Regions from separate parts of the Homo sapiens genome. Here region 1 is linked to region 2. The links are chromatin loops, found by intact Hi-C in ENCODE. Cell type or tissue: IMR-90. All regions are shown on one strand. Region 1 has its middle 150 kb from the start of PPARGC1A. Region 2 has its middle 220 kb from the start of PPARGC1A.

Region 1 (8,000 bases), 64 kb before region 2:
GCTTGCTCATCCCATACCCACCAGAGCTTAGCTTGGTGCCTGATAAAAAGTAGGCACTCAAAAATTTTGTGTTGACCTAAATGTCTAGAATAATCCAGGCTGCTAGTAGTCTAAATGGCAACTCTTTCAAAATCAATGAAGATACCCACTTTCTTCCAGCACAATTAGCCCCACACCATGGCACACAGTTCAGCAAGCACAGAATAGAATGGATTTCAGCCCCCAACTTGCCCTCTCAAACCAACTTCCCTTGTGCAGTAAACAACCTGCCCAAATATAAGTGGATGACCAGGAGAATGTCATGCATGACCTTGTAGAGCAAAATAACATAAAGTGCCTAGGGCTTTGCTTCGCATAACTCTGCGACTCAGGATTGCCTGTAGCCCCTCTACAAAACCAGACCTGGATGTCTCTGTCACTTCCACGTGAGATTACTATAACTCAGAAGGGACTCAACTAACAGAGAGATTGACCTGGGTGCATTAGAGTTTACCTAAGCCTTCCTTTAATGGATAGAATCAGTAGCACCTATCCTCCATAACTTGGGTACCCCTTGAGCCAATGCAATTAACTCAAAGTCTGTAACTGATATTTATATTTCAGGGACCATGTTCTAGAGTAATTACCTCTCCTGAGTCTAACCCTCCAAGGTTATTTGAATCCAGCCTGCAAATTCGAATTCTCTCTTCCAATGTAGAGCAATAACATTCTATATCCAGACCCTGAAACCACTCCTAGTGTTATTCCTCAGGGTGATATTTTCTCCGGGATCCTCAAGGTAGGGGAAGAGTCATTCTATCTGGGTTGCTGGCTTGGATTTTTCCTTTCAGTTCTTTTTTTCACTCCCTCTTCAGTCGTGTTTATGAAGCAAATGGCTATATTCAGCAATGGACCCAGCTCCAGTTTAATTTCTATTTAAACTTTGTAAGTGCATACCAGACACTACACTGAGATGGGCATTCAGAATCCAAATAGAGCAAGTGATATATGGCAGAAGCTAGCAAATCCTCCCTTTTAACTCTGGGGTTGGTATTTCCCCACAGAACACTGGCAGCTTCACCTCACGTCACCACAGAGGTTTACAAGCTAAGAGCCACAGTGAGGTCTTGTCTTACACAATTTAATTACATTCACGAAACAGACAACAGTGCATTTACTGGCCCACCATTAAATATCATCGTAAGTAATTTAAACTCAACTTCACTTGTCCAAATATATGGACAAAATACATTCTGCCATCCCAAAGCTTTAATGTTCCCTCTATAACTGTGAATCATCGACAAATCCCAAGTAATTTATTCGCTTTCCAATTGGAAGCATATCTTAACGGGATAAAAGTCAGAATGTGCAACACTCCTGATAGTAAACTTGTCCACCTGCTATACAACATAAATTAAGAAGCTATACTTTAGTGATTCAATTACACCACCGAGTAATTGAAAACACACAATTGCAAGGAGTTGAGGTTCTTACGAGAAATATAATGTCTGCATTCCAGATTCCCTAGTATTTGATTTATAATTGGAATATTGGCATAATATTCTACATTTGGGAGGAACTGCTCCCTTCTGGATAGTTCTAGAATGTGAATATTTAAGGCTACAAAGAATCTTAGAGCTCATATTGCTTAATCCCTTGCTTTATGTATGAGGAAATGGAGCCCAAAGATCAGTCAGCTTATAAAATGCAAAGGGAGGTCTCAAAAAGAGGCCTCTGATGCCAAGTGAGAACATCTAGGATGATGGTCAAATTCATAATCTCTGGAATTGGACAAAACTCAACCTCAGTGATGCACAAGCTACTTAATCTTTCTATAACCTCATTTCTTCCTCTATTAAAGAAAGATGGTAATTCCTAAAGCAACTTGCCACAAATGGAGAACAACTCCTAGAGTTGCTTATAGAAGTATGTTCTCCAAAATGCTTAGTGTTAAGCATACGTAAGCACTCGATAGAAACGTAGCCACAGCCACTGCTGCCACCACCACCACCACCATCAACATGATCATCATCACCATCATCATCATGTCCAGTGTCATTTCACTGTATCATTTCATAGCTTTCATTTAAATGCTATTGACACTCTCAATATCTAACCAACCATTTGGCCACAACATAGCACTGTCACTGTTCCACAATAGCCAGGATATCTCCACATCCCATCCTGAAGACAGTATACATATACAGTATGCTTCTCCAGTTTGAACAACTGAATTTCTGTCTATTTTGAGGACAACATGATAACCAACCAATAGACATCCAATACTTGATTCATTTCCTGGGCTACACACTGACTAGGTATCTTTGCATTAGGTACGACATCATCAGATCAGTTTTCCTATGCTACCTGTTCCAATCCAGCCACATACACACATCTTCCATCTTAGCCCTGTGACTATTTGTAGACTCTGCATTTTAATGTGCAAATATTTTAAAAAGCACAAATGATTTTTCTCATCACTGACCTCCATTCTGTCTCTTGACAAAGGAAACCATAGCCTCTTTGAAACCCAAAATAAGCAGATGTAATCAAATGCTAATTTAGCAATAAACAGAAAATTGACTTCAAAACATCTCTCTGTCACTCTAATTGATTAACAGTCACATGAAAATTGATAACATGATTTTCAGCAAGAGAGCGTGTGGCACAAGCTCTTTGGTTCTATTGGCTTCGGATATTGACTTCCTTCCAAATAAAGCTTTTTAAGAGTACATTAGTGAGTCCACTAATAAACTTAAAAAGCAGTCTAATTACAATAATGAACTCTGTACAATGAGTTAATGCAACACCGGAGCTTACAGATCTGAGTCTTTCGCTGAAATAAAAACAAACTACAAGTTCTGTTGAATATAGTGCAACCATAGTTTTGTTTCAATAGCAGGGAATAAATTACTATTTTTCCTCCTTGCTTTTCTAACATTTTAGCAAAATGTGCTCATATGCTATCTCCTTTCCTTAAACGTTTTCCCAACATCCATATTAATTATCTTAACATGAAATTCATTTTAAGCTGCTGATTCTCTCATGTTCACCGGGCTCAATTAGAAACCATCCTTTAGAAGTAGAAGACTGAAAACATGCAAATAGAAAAAGCTGCATTAGTCTAGGATGTGACTATTTCTAAACTGCTCAAGTTATTATAGGAGAACTTGGCTACAGTTCATCTTGGCAGTGGGAGAACCGACATTGGGATTATAATGAAACATGCTAGCTAGGTTTCCCTGTGCAGGGAATTCTCTATTTGCTCTTCCAGATCTATGCTTCACCCTTCTCTATTGCCTGTGCCTGGGAGACTGACCTTTAAAGATTGTGTCAATGGGCTTTCTTGCCTTCCACATCTGATTAGGTTGAGATATTGGAAGGCACTAACAATAGAGCCAAGGTCAAGAGGAAAATGAAGTGGGACGTTTTCCCTCCAACTCCTCCCTGCTGGGCACAGTTTAGAAAGGGCTGCATTTCTCCACCAAAGGCTACACTCCTGAAGTATTCCCTCTCTAACAGTGATAGCTTTCCCTCTCTTGAGTTCTGGAACTAGCTCCCTCCGTGGCATCTTCAGGTCCAGGTGGTCCTGGCCTCCCACTGTTGCTAGCCCTAGGGGAGTCATCACCTGCTGATTTCTTTAACCCTTCCCATATCTCGAAAATAGTCTCTTTATTAAACTCTAACCCCATTTGTATGTGCCATCTGCTACCTGCCAGAATCCTACAGATATGTCTACCTTCTATTAACCCAGTGGTTCTTTGCCTGTTGAGGGTTACACACCCCTTTGAAAGCCTAAATGAAAAGAGTATATAGAGATCATTCTCTGCAGAAAATGCACATAGTCACAAACATGAACTTTTTGATACAATGTCAAAGATTCGACACACACCCATGAAGCACATACATGGATCCCAAAGTATGAATCCTACTATGGAAAAGTGATTTTTAAGAAAACAGTTTTTATTTTCAGGAGTGAATTATATGGGTAACAAGTTGTTCTTTAAAGAGTCCTACTTTCAGGTGTCAGATTGTGAGATATGAGGTTATCAGAAGGCATCCCACCAAAAAAAAAAAGAAAGAAAAGAAAGAAATCTCTGAATAATCAACCTAAAAATATGACTGTATATGGAATCTTTAATTTTACTTCTTTCCGTATTTCTCATATTATGTATTTATCACATATACACTCAGAATGTGTTTTCCACCAGTCATGGTTTTACCTCCTTGTAAAGTTTATTATTAATCATTTCAAGTGCCATCTGGACAACTGATAAGTAAATGTCTTCAAAAATCTCTGAAAGAGATTTCTTAAAGTTCTACTGTCTACCAGCCCCGCTCAGCATTCCCATGCCTGATCTCCAAGGATGCCAATATGTATTCAGCTGTTTTTTATTAACACTGGTGGCTTCATAATATTAAAAAATGTATACACCAAGTCACCCCAATAGAAAACAGGCATGGATTGTGATGCAACACAAATTCCACTTCAAATAGTCATCCTCTCTGCCTAAATGCCTTCTCTGTAGTCCAGAATGAGCATCTTTCTATAGATGAAAGAAAGCAAGCAAGCTGAAGTCCAACACTCCAGTGAGCTTGAATCTCTTGAGGTCTCTATCAGTGGCTATTAAAATTTAAAGTGTACTGCATAATCCTTGATTCCTGAAAACACATGCTACTTATATTCCTTAAGCCACTGACAGCTTAAGCTATTCTGTGTGGGAACACAGAGGGGAACAAAGGAGCCAATGCAATAGATACCGGACCACATAAATGTCAACTGAAGACCATGTGAATAAAAACCTTAGGTGATGTCTGCTTTCTCATGTCAGTCATCTTAATGACCCAGTAGTTAAAAGTCACTTTTTAAAATATATACACTTGTTTAAATATCATGATATAGTGTATATAAATGCATATGTGCCCTATGGGTATATAAATTATTCTCTTTTTTAGGCCAAAAAATAAGATTGGTATAAAAGATTCTTAATTTTGAAGAATGCATAGATACATAAACTGCATCATTCACATAGAGTATTAGTAGTGAAGCATCTCTCTTTATTATCTGACATTATTTTCTTTGTTAACAAAGATCTCCTTGATTGTTTTGGTGACTCTCATTAACAGCAGTAATCAGCAATACCAAGAGAGTGCCTCAAAATTTGGTTTTTCTTTCTCATGATGACCTAATCTGTCAGGAAGCTACCAATTTTGTAGGCAGCTATTTGGGATCAGAAAACTGGGGTGCCTTTCCTTCTTCCTTTCCCCACACAGGTCCTCTCCTATGGAATCAGGAGATGACTTTTGTTTAATCTTGAAAGAATAAGTGGGCAGCTAAATTCAGAAGCCCAAAGAAGGGTTCCCTCCTTGCTGTCTCCAGCTCACCTATGTCCCCTATCCCGACGCCATCCAATACACTGCTGCCAAATTAATCTTACTAAAAGCACAGTCCTGATCATCCCCCTTCCAACTCAACTTGTTCAAACTCTTCGAGTGCTCTTCATGCCCTACTGAAAGAAGAAATTGTTTGAACTCTACAGCCTGAGACTCAAAACCCTTATTAGTCTGGCACCGGCTTTACTGTAACTTCATTTTTTCTACTCCGTGTTACTGTGGGTTCCAGGTGAATTACATCCTCATTCCCTGGAGGATCATATTCATTATAAACACCCCTTTTCTCATCTTTTCCCTCTACCAATACAGAATGCCTTTCCTTGGGCAGTTTAAATGTTACCTCATCGATCGCATGTTATGATATCTTTTCTATACCTTTCTACCCACTGCTCTCCAGTCCAACCCCAGTAATTTATCTGGTAATAGTTTATCTATTTGTAAACTATTAGATTCATTTTACCTAGTTGTAAAATGGGGTAAATAATGTTAGGTAACTAAGAGGATTGTATATACAACATACTTAAAACATAGCTATGGTATTTGTGGTAGTTGTTGCTTTTATCTTAAACGGGTTACTATATAGCAAGAAACTTGAAAATTGAATAGAATTTTGTTTATTTTTTTTGTCCTCCACTGCCCCTACCTGCCACAATATAAATAACTTGGAAAGACATGGAGGAAGGACATTTGAAAGAAACCACCTGTCCTCAATTCTGAGGTTAAGAAAGAGCCAGTGGTTTTGGCTTCTGAGTATATCATCCATGTAGATCAATGTGGCCTGGAAATGCCATAAGTGTACGCTGGCTTTCACTTAACAAAGAGCGTCAAATTGGGTCACTACACTACCACTAATTGCATTCTAAGAGATGTCAACCGTAACGCCTAGGCTGAAGCTCCTTCAAGAAGATGGCAGTTGAGTCTAAACAAGAACCCCTGCTGCCTTTACCAAAGGAACTGAGTCTGGCTTTTCCACAGCCTCCTTTTCAGCTTTCCTGAGCATTCACTTACATAAAAAGCAAATGAGACGCCACTTTGTCATCCTGGTCACAGTTTCTCACAAATCCTTCGTCTTTTAAAAGACCTTGAGGGTCCGATTCTAATCTGAGTTGTACCATAATGAGTCTCTTAAAAGAACCGTTCTGATGCCTGCAAGCACAGCAAAAGTATTAGGAAATACAGCATCATTAGTCAAAATCATGGCGGATTCACGGATTCACAGAAGCCTCTGTAGGGTCAGAGCAGCCATTTTGGAAGTGTTTGAGGAAAGAATGCATGCTTCCTAACTACCCACCAGCATTAACGGGTTTCATTCTGCCAAAAGATGGCGTCTTTAATCCCAGGTTTGGCATGAAAAATGTGGGCTTAGGCATATTGAACTGCTCTGCGATATTTCAGACATCATATACATTCAGCTTGCAGAACTTCTGAGCCATAAGAGCACTGGGTGCATCTCAAAATGGCATGTGGTGACAGAGAGTTCCACCAGAGCACAGGGCACCCAGTTAATTGGCAAGGCTGGTCACTGGGAAGCACACTGCACCCTCCAGCAGCTGGCAGGCCACTTAGGCAACACCCAAAGAAACATTTTAAGTGGGCAACAGTCCTTAAACCTCCTTGCACACAGCTCACATGACAACTCAGAAAAACTCCTTATTTGCACTTGTCTTGCACTTCTGGGCGGTGCTCAGAGAGAAAGAAAGGTGAGCCTTTCCACCCAGGCAAGTATTTTAAGCCCTACTGAGCACAGAAGCTCTTGGGGGAACTACCCACAGCCAGCAGGGTCACTGCTTCCTAATTTCCCTGGGTGGTACATGATGACTCAGCAAGAGCCTACATCCTAATTCTTACACAGAAGAGATCATTCTAGCTCCAGGAATGTGTGCAGGTGCCAGAGGCCCTCAATATCACTCACTGCTATGTCAACTGGTGCAAGTTTCTTAATTCATCAAGCCTTTGTTTCTTCTCTACTGTGGAAATGTGATATGAGAATAAGTATAAAATAGTTTTATAATATTGTAATATAAATATATTTTTAAAATCAGTGATTAGTTTAGATGCTGAGCAAAGATACACCACCCTATCTCTGCCAGAACACTTCTTGTGTTTGGTACTGTCACATAAAACACAGAATTAGGTCCCTAGGGGCGCTATTACAAAGTACCGTAAACTGAGTGGCTTAAAGCAACATTTATTCTTTCACAGTTATAGAGGCTAAAAGTCCAAAATCAAGGTGTCAGGGCCATGCTCTCTCTTAAGACTCCAGGGGAGAAATCCTCTATGGCCTCTTCTAGCTTCTGGTGGTTGCCAGGAATCCTTGGTGCGCTACTTGGCTTGTAGATACATCACTTCAATCTCTGCCTCTGTCTTCACATGGACTTCTCCTCCGTGTGTCTGTCTTCAAATTTCTCTCTTCTTATACAGACACCAGTAATTGGATTAGGACCTGCACTAATCCAGTATGACCTTACTCTAATTTGATTAACTATGAAAAGACTAAAAGACTATTTCCAAATAAAGTCACATTCACAGGTACTGAGAGTTAAAGCTTCATCACATAATTCAACCCATAATAAATACATTAGGCCTTTCCTGACCTCACAGTCTAAAATCAATATAACTACCAAAAA
Region 2 (8,000 bases):
GCTCCAATAATCACCATTCTTGTCACAGTGTCGTTGGAGAAGAGCAGCATGGAGACCCTGTCCCACCTTCAGTGGGTGCCACTAAAACAAGAGTATCATGGTGGTATTTAAAATACAATAGTTTCTAAAATGTTTCACTTCAGTACAGACCACAGGACAGGGAACAATTCATGGTACCCTAAACTATAGATTCCTTTCTTTTTTTTCAGGCTCATTTCCAAATCCAAATATCCATGGATACCTACACAACAGTGATGTCCACACAGACTAATACACAACACTGATGTCCACACAGGCTAATAAACTCTCCTCATCTAGACTTCAGTCACTGATTTGTATGAACAGAGAAATTTGGGGACAAGGGTCCTTCTGATCTAATAGCTCCTGAGGCCCTGTTTCTTCCAGGGTCCCCTTTGGAGGTAGGACAATCCCAGAGCAGCTGACATGTTAAGTCTTTCCGAATTGCATTTAACAGCAAAGAGATGCAAAACTACATCTTCTTTTAGAAGGCTTACGGAGTGGGTGGGGATTGTATTTCTTGGACTTGGGCAGAAAGAGTGCTATCCGGGAACTTTTGATTTCCACCTCATTGGAAGACATCCTCAAATACTTCCAGTTGAGGTTCCATCTTCCTGGCAGGGATTGTGGGCTGCTTTTATTTATAGAGGAACGGCAGGGAGGCAAAGAGTGGGAGGCCTCTTCTCCAGAAGGCAGCCCACATGGAGCACAGATACAACACTTGTAGATACAACTTCCCAGCTAAAGCCGAGGCTGCCATCCCACTGAAAACAACACTGCGAATCAGGAGTGTGAACAGATTTAGAAACCAAATTAAGCCAAGTCTGCCCTGGAGATGGTTGTTAAACCATAGTAAACATATCAAACCAGGGGCTTGAAATCATGCCACCTTGCCAGAAATTGCCCTGGCCTCACTGTTTGTTGCAATGATAAGCTCAGAGGCTCAAAAATGTTGACCAGCTGCAACACCCCATGCGCTTCAATGTTTAAAACAATTCTGCATGATATCACCATCATTCCCATTTTGCAGATGAGGACACCGAAGCATGGAAAAGTAGAATTAAGTTCCAAAACTTTTCATGGCTTTGAAAGGGGGAAGCCTTGGCCGAGTGGGTAGTTCCAGAGCCCTCTCCATTAGCCACACTCTCAACTGCCTTCCCTTCTCAATCAGCTCCTCAACAAAAGACTCAAGGTGGTATCCGCACCTGGCACCAGATTAAAGACTCACTTCAGGGACTTCTGCAACCCATATCCCAGATGCTGATAATATAGAGATCCACCCAAAACGAATGGAAATGTGGAGCCTGAAGGTGTGTAGGATACAGAAAAGCACGAAAGAGCACCCAGGACAGAGAGCAGAGCCCTCCAACACAGAGCCCTCGGGCTCACAGCTGCTGCAAGAAGCACTAGTCTCTCCTTCTGGTCCAATGAGTACTCACAAAGTTGTTTTGCTTTTAAGATGCGCTTAATGCCTTCTTCCAAAAAAAAAAAAAAAAGCCTCGTCAGTATAAAATGAACCGGAATTATAGCTGCCGCTTTGATGCTGTGTGTTATTTTTGGCTGAGTGTCCTGCTCTTCTGGAGGCTGTTGGTAGGGTGCTGAAGCCTACTCTAGTAACACAGGCTGACTGCTGTCCCCAAAGGACCCCGAGGAAAACAAGAGGAACTATCTCGCAGTCTTCAGCAGACAGGGGAGGTTTAACATAAATAAACTCCCACTTAACGTTTTCTCCAAAAAGCATCCATTCATTATCTTTATTTCCAACACAGTATTTATGAATTTCCTTTCAGCCGGGCCCGTCAGGCCAAACGTCACCACTCCGTGGTGAAACATCGTGTGCATTTTCTTTTCCTCCTAGGAAGATTAAGGCCGATGAATAAAAGAAAGGGGGATGTGGCCCCTATATTTAGCTCTCCTCACAACATCATGTCTCACAGGTATTAAAAATAGACTCAAATCACTTGAAGACATTCTGAAAAATCAAAGACAGAATAGCTTTCCAAGAGGAAGTTTTACATGTTTTCTGCTTTCTTCCTAGTTGAGTTCCGCTAGTGAGATGTTTAAGCAGCAAAAGCTCCTTAACAGTAGAGTGGGCGCCCTCTTCGTGGAGGCCAGGCCCGGGTGGCTATAGGGGTTTATCACATACTTTATCTCCTACTCATCCTTCTTGCAGCTTCAGTGCTTTGTGGACTGTATTTTAAGAGAGATCTGTGCAGGTCCTTGGTAAAAAGTGTGAAATAGGCTGTGTGGAAAATTCTCCTCTGTCAACAACCTTTCCCCCACTTGGGCTCTGACACTCCCAAGGTCCCTGTCAGAGAGAAATCAGCTCAGATTCAATTCACTGAACAAATACGTGTTATTTGTGATCTGCCAGGCACAGTGCCAGGCAAAGCAAAGGGAGAAGAGGGAAGCAAAGGATGGACCGTCCTTGTTAGAGTGGTAATTCCACAAGGAAGTAGAGCTTCCAGAGGACTGTGGGCAACACAATTCAGAGAGAGAGCTGACATCTCATTGGAAGCAATCAGAAGGAACATCAAACTGGAGGAAGCATGTGAATCAGACAATAAAGACAAAAGCAGGAATGGGGCTGTTTGTATACCTGTGACGAGATGTGGAAGAAGGTCAACAATTAGCTTGGTGCAACGCCTCTCCCCAAAAATATATGCCCAGTAAACCCTGAGGAAAAAGCCTTTTACAGCTAAAGAAAGGAATCTGCAGATGGAGAAATCACACGGTACTTAAAAATGTAGCCTCTTTCAAATACTGCAGTTCACCAGCTGTGTAACTTTGGGCAATTTACTTCCCTTCCCTGAGCCTCAATTTCATCATCTGGAAAATGGGGATCATACTTCACTGGGCTGATGTGCATATTAAATCACAGTGTGAACATGCAACGCCCATGTATGGCACGTGGTTCAAGGTGAGCACTCAATGAATGGGTGTAACTCACTCATGTGGGAGCTATTTACATTGGAACATGTTTCTAATATGCCTCGAGTCACACACAACACCCATTCTTCTGGCAGAAAGGCTTGATTAACACTAGAGCACAGTGAAGGTAAGATAGTGTGGACTTTGCTTATAGAATTGTGTAATTTTCAGACTTCTTCATGGTTTATCCCACGTTACAGAGGAAGAAAACAGCCACCACCAGTTTCCAATGACCCAAGCAAATACACAACCTTGAAAAAGCAAACCTTCTAATGGGACTTTATTTCAATCCTTGACTTGGCAGCTCATCACACTTTAGGATCACTGGTGAAAAGCTAGGGGGAGGTATTTTCCAACCTAAGGTAAGAGATAAAAGGGCCTGAGGACGTTAAAAGTGAGGGAATGGAAATAGCAGGGGCGAAAATCAATGTTTATGAAATAGTCCAGTGTTTCTCAAATCTTCCTGTTCACACAGATCTTCTGGGTATCTTGTTTCAATGCAGACTCTGATTCAGTATGTCTGGAGTCGTGCCCAGAACTCTGCATTCTCATAAGCTCCTCCATGATGCCTATGTTACTCGTCCATGGACCACCCTTATATAATAAGCGAATGGTGTTTGTGTAGAGCCTAAGAAAGGGTTGAGTGGTGGAACCAGGAAATCCCCAAATAAAGGAAGAGAGGCTTGAAAGAAGAGTGATATCCAAACAAGATGGCAAGAAGACTAGATGATTTGAGGAGCAGCCAAGCCGGAGATGTAAATACAGAGACATGGTGTCCAAGGGGAAGGTTTTCGGAGAAGAGGCCCCAGCTCACGAAGTTCCAGTGCATTACTCACTTTGGCTGTGAGTCACTCACAGCCTTTTAGAATTGTTGACGGCAAACATTTTGGAGAGTGCTGCAATAAAGGAATGTGCTCACAGCCATTAACTATGAAGCACTAACTCATTTCAGCAGCCTGACACAAATTATGCTACGCAGTTGAAAAATAGCTATTGATCAGTCCCTTCTTTCTGGTGCCTTCCAATATCCCAGATCAGCACTTCCATTCGTTTCCCCGCCCCCGGATGCCCTCACACACCTAGTTAGATCCTGCCCAAGCCAAAAAAAGATGCCCGCAGACTTTATTTTCTTCCAGATTTTGCCTTTAATAAAGCAAGCCCAGAAAGAGGCAAACCGAAAGATGCCTCCTTTAAGTTTCTCCATGTATCTGTTTCTTATGAATTTCCCAGTCTTTTTTTCTTCTATACTCATTATAGACACAAAGGCAACAATCAACTGATCTATCATTTCCTGGGCTAGAAGATAAGAAATGAAGAGGGCATGAAAAGGACAGAATATGAAATTAGGTTTTAAAGAATTGAACCTGATTCAGGGGCAGGTCGAATGGCAACACTTTGAGCACCTTCAAGTAGCAACTTGAGCCTCAACAGAAAAAGGAAGCCCAGGGTCTTTCAAGAATCGTCCCTAGTTTCCTTCTTAATCTCAAGAGAAACTAAAGAGGCATGTAGATCTTCTATGGCAGACTGATTACAAAGAAGTCCCCGATTCTCTGTCCCTCCCTGTATCTATTTCCTTTGCCATGTGACTCTGCAATGACTCCCACCATATGAGGTAGTTTAGTTGGTTTCCCCACCCTTTGAATCTCAGCTGCCTTGTCCCTTGCTTTAGCCAATAGACTGTGGCAAAAGTGCCTTGTCCCTTGCTTCGGTCAATAGTCTTAAAGCAAAGCCAAGGGCATCCTTGCTCACATGACCTGCCAGCCCCCAGCTGACCCACCAGCTGGCTCAGATGCAAGAGTGAGCCCAGCTGAGATCAGCAGAGCCTGGCCTAGCAGCAGAACTGCACAGAAAACCCTTAGATCATGAGCAATAATAAATGGTGGTTGCTTCAAGCCATTAAGTTTTAGAGTGCTTTGTGATATAGCATTATTTGGCAAAAAATAACTGATATAGCTTCCTCTGGAAAAGCCATGATAAAAAGGCCAGGTATACAAATACTTCCAACAGGGCATTGGTTTTCCTCTGTTCAAAATTATTAATGAACACAAATACATTGTAATAGCATAATTGCATCATTTATAAACACAAAAACACATTAGGAAATTGGATAATAAAAGCACATTGCTATATTACTTTTCATTTTGCAAATGGTTGAATCTGTTAATTAATATACTGTATTCACTTGTGTAACTTTTTAAAGTTTTCTAGACTTCAAATTGAGTCAATCATTTCTTCTTTTGTGCATTCATTTGTTGAAGATTATAATGAACCGAGTTGTGAGTTGGGTACAATAGTAGCTCTGAAGATGAATAACACATTGATCCCTGATCTCAAATGACTTCCGTCTAGTAGGGTTGACAAAGACACATACTCCAAGACTCTTAATGAATGGCAGTGGGTATGTCAGTTTCTTTCTGTCATCCCTATTATTTTCGATCTGACTCACCTTACCAGGTCCAGATGAAATAGTCTTTTCTCTTTCACATCTTCTTTACTACCAGCCTTATTTTTTCCCCAGCTATAAGTAGACCTTCTCAGCTTCAAAAACACAATTTGGAAGTGTAGAGCATGTTCAGACAATAATCTAGGTCAGTCACAAAATTTAAGGTTAGAAGGAAAGCTTAATACTGGATAGATTATGAAGGGCCTTGAATATCAGTTGTAGTGTGTACAGTTGGTTCTGCAGGCAATAGGGAGCCATGGAGGACTTCTGAGAGAGGGAGTGAAGTAATCAAAGCTATCATTTAGAAGGATGATTGGCTTCAAGCCTTTGCTATAGGATCATGGAAACCCAGGGTGATAGAGTTTCAGAATGGATGAGACTGTCAATTGTAGATGCTGCATAGAGATTAAAGAGGATGAAAAATTTATTAGGTTTGCCAAGTAGATAGCCACTGGTGACACTGGAAGGAAAAAATTCAATAGAAGACAAAAAGGGAAGGAAATAGAGCAGGTGGGATAAGACTGTCCTCTACTTCAAATTTTTCTATGGAGAAGGCAGTTGTGATTGACTGTTTACAAGGAGAATTTGAGGATGCACAGCCTCTGATGGAAGATTAGAGTCAGTCTCTTTCCCATATGCCTAAATTGCCTTGGTTAGCTTAAAAAAGCTAAGAAGTTCTAGTATTTCTCCAAGTGCCTTAGAGGGTGCTCCTGTGAGAGAAGAGAGGGTTGAGGTCTCAAGGGACATATGCTGAGAGTATCCAGACATCTTCCTCCCATTTCAACAAGCTTAATCCCAATTATCTTCCTTATGTACAAGTGTTCCTAGCTGAATTTCACTGGGAAAAACTAGGGTTTCTTCTATTGATTAAAAAATAATTTTATTAATTTTAAAACCATTAGGCCAAATAATTTCCACAATCCACTCTAGTTCTAAGATTAAGTTCTAATAATAAGTATTATTATACTATACTAATTATCTTTCAATACTTAGAATGAGAAGAAAATCAGGAGGTGGGCACCTAACATCTCTTGAGCCTATTATATATAGGTTAGCCAATGTGCTGTATCCTGTCCATCCATGGACCACGCATTGAATTCACAACACAGCTCTCTGCAGGAGGAATCATTATCCTCATTCTGCAGATGAGGAAATTGAGGCCCAGAAAGATCAAATAACTTGTACAAGATCTCAGCGCTGAATCCAGAGCCTGGACTCTTGACCAGTAAGTCACAGCTGTGCACATTTTCATGAACACCCAGTGGAGCCTGGGGTTCATCCATGAGTTCCCAAGGTTCACTGAATTTGAATTTCTGGGAGCACATACAGCAGTAACTTTGGCCAGAAGATGCTGCTAAACTTAGGGGAAAAAAAAGGATGTGTTGAGAGAAAAAGATGGGAAGAGGAAGATTTAAAATACTGGAAAGAATTAGAAAAAAGTACTAGTGAACTTTTGGACCTTGGAAATATTGGTAAAAACAAATCCTAATGTGGGAGCTATAAAAATCACACACACACACACACACACACCACACACACACACACACCACACACACACACACACACACCTGAGACCATAAATGCCATTGCTAGAAAGGATATGTAGGTAACAGAAAAGGCATTTTTTTACCCTAGGCTGAAATTGATTTTCATTTGGAAAATTGAAACTTATTGGTAATAATTAATTATTAAAATATGGCCCCCAGCAGGCCTTGTCTAGTCTGCTTTATTTAAAATTTCACATTTCCCCAACTCCTTATACCCCCTCTACTTTATTTCTCTCCATAGCACTTAACACCATTTCATTATACACACACACACACACACACACACACACACACACACACACACTTTTATTCGTTTGCTTATCACCTCTCTCCATAAGAATGCAACTTCTGTGGATTGGGGGTTGTGGGTGGGAAGGAGGCTTAGCATTATTTTTGTGGTTATTCACTTGGTATCTCTAGCATCTACCATAATATCTGGCTCCTAGGAGGCACTGGATAAATATTTGTTGAACAAATGAATGTGTTACTTCATCATGGTATTTATGGAATAAGCTTTCATATCTATTCATTCCCATCCCAACTTACGGCATCTGAAATGTTAGAGTCTCCATCAATTACAAGTCTATTTAGCATTTATATGGCACTTCATATTTAAAACTCACTGTTCAATTATTGATCCCTACAATCGACCTTGAAAATAGATCCTGAGTAGTAGAGTGTCCCACACCACTTTCCCTTCCTAGGCTTCCCCATGGTTGTAAGCAAAGGGCTAGGAAGGAGGAACAAGTTCAAGGATGAGGGGCAGGGAGGCAAGGCATGTGTTCTTGAAAATGCGTTCCGTGGTCTACCTTTGCTTCCTTAGAAGTGGTGGAGCAGAGCCAAGATCCTGTCCTCCAGCTACTGCAGATGGGCTCAGCATCCCCACAGAGGAGGTGGAGAAGAAAGAAACCCCAGGAGCCTAGAGAGGAAGTGAGGCATGAGGGGAGGAGGAACCCCCAGCAGCCATCCTCCAGCAGGGGTCTCTGACTCTGCCCTATGAGCTCTCCATCTTTTTACAGGTGAAGACCAGACTGTGCTTCCTTCCACGTGACTTATTTGCC

The links. Peaks named below come from ENCODE experiments on the same cell type or tissue, not always from the same donor. Only the 100,000 strongest peaks of a DNase experiment are listed, where the experiment ranks them.
Region 1: it touches region 2 in a loop (4-fold over the local background); 2 of 110 quality-filtered maps call a loop at or near these places.

The regions. Positions count from the first base shown.
Region 1 is chr4:24,037,868-24,045,867 of GRCh38, forward strand. It overlaps a transcript of PPARGC1A not described here. Among named protein-coding and RNA genes, the nearest start is that of PPARGC1A, 150 kb to the left of the region's middle. In IMR-90, no CTCF peak of the experiment used is centred here; a DNase peak (open chromatin) is centred at 4,454; H3K27ac peaks cover 1,518 bases.
Region 2 is chr4:24,102,098-24,110,097 of GRCh38, forward strand. It overlaps a transcript of PPARGC1A not described here. Among named protein-coding and RNA genes, the nearest start is that of PPARGC1A, 220 kb to the left of the region's middle. In IMR-90, a CTCF peak has its summit at 3,280; DNase peaks (open chromatin) are centred at 3,484 and 3,774; H3K4me3 peaks cover 539 bases; H3K27ac peaks cover 3,562 bases.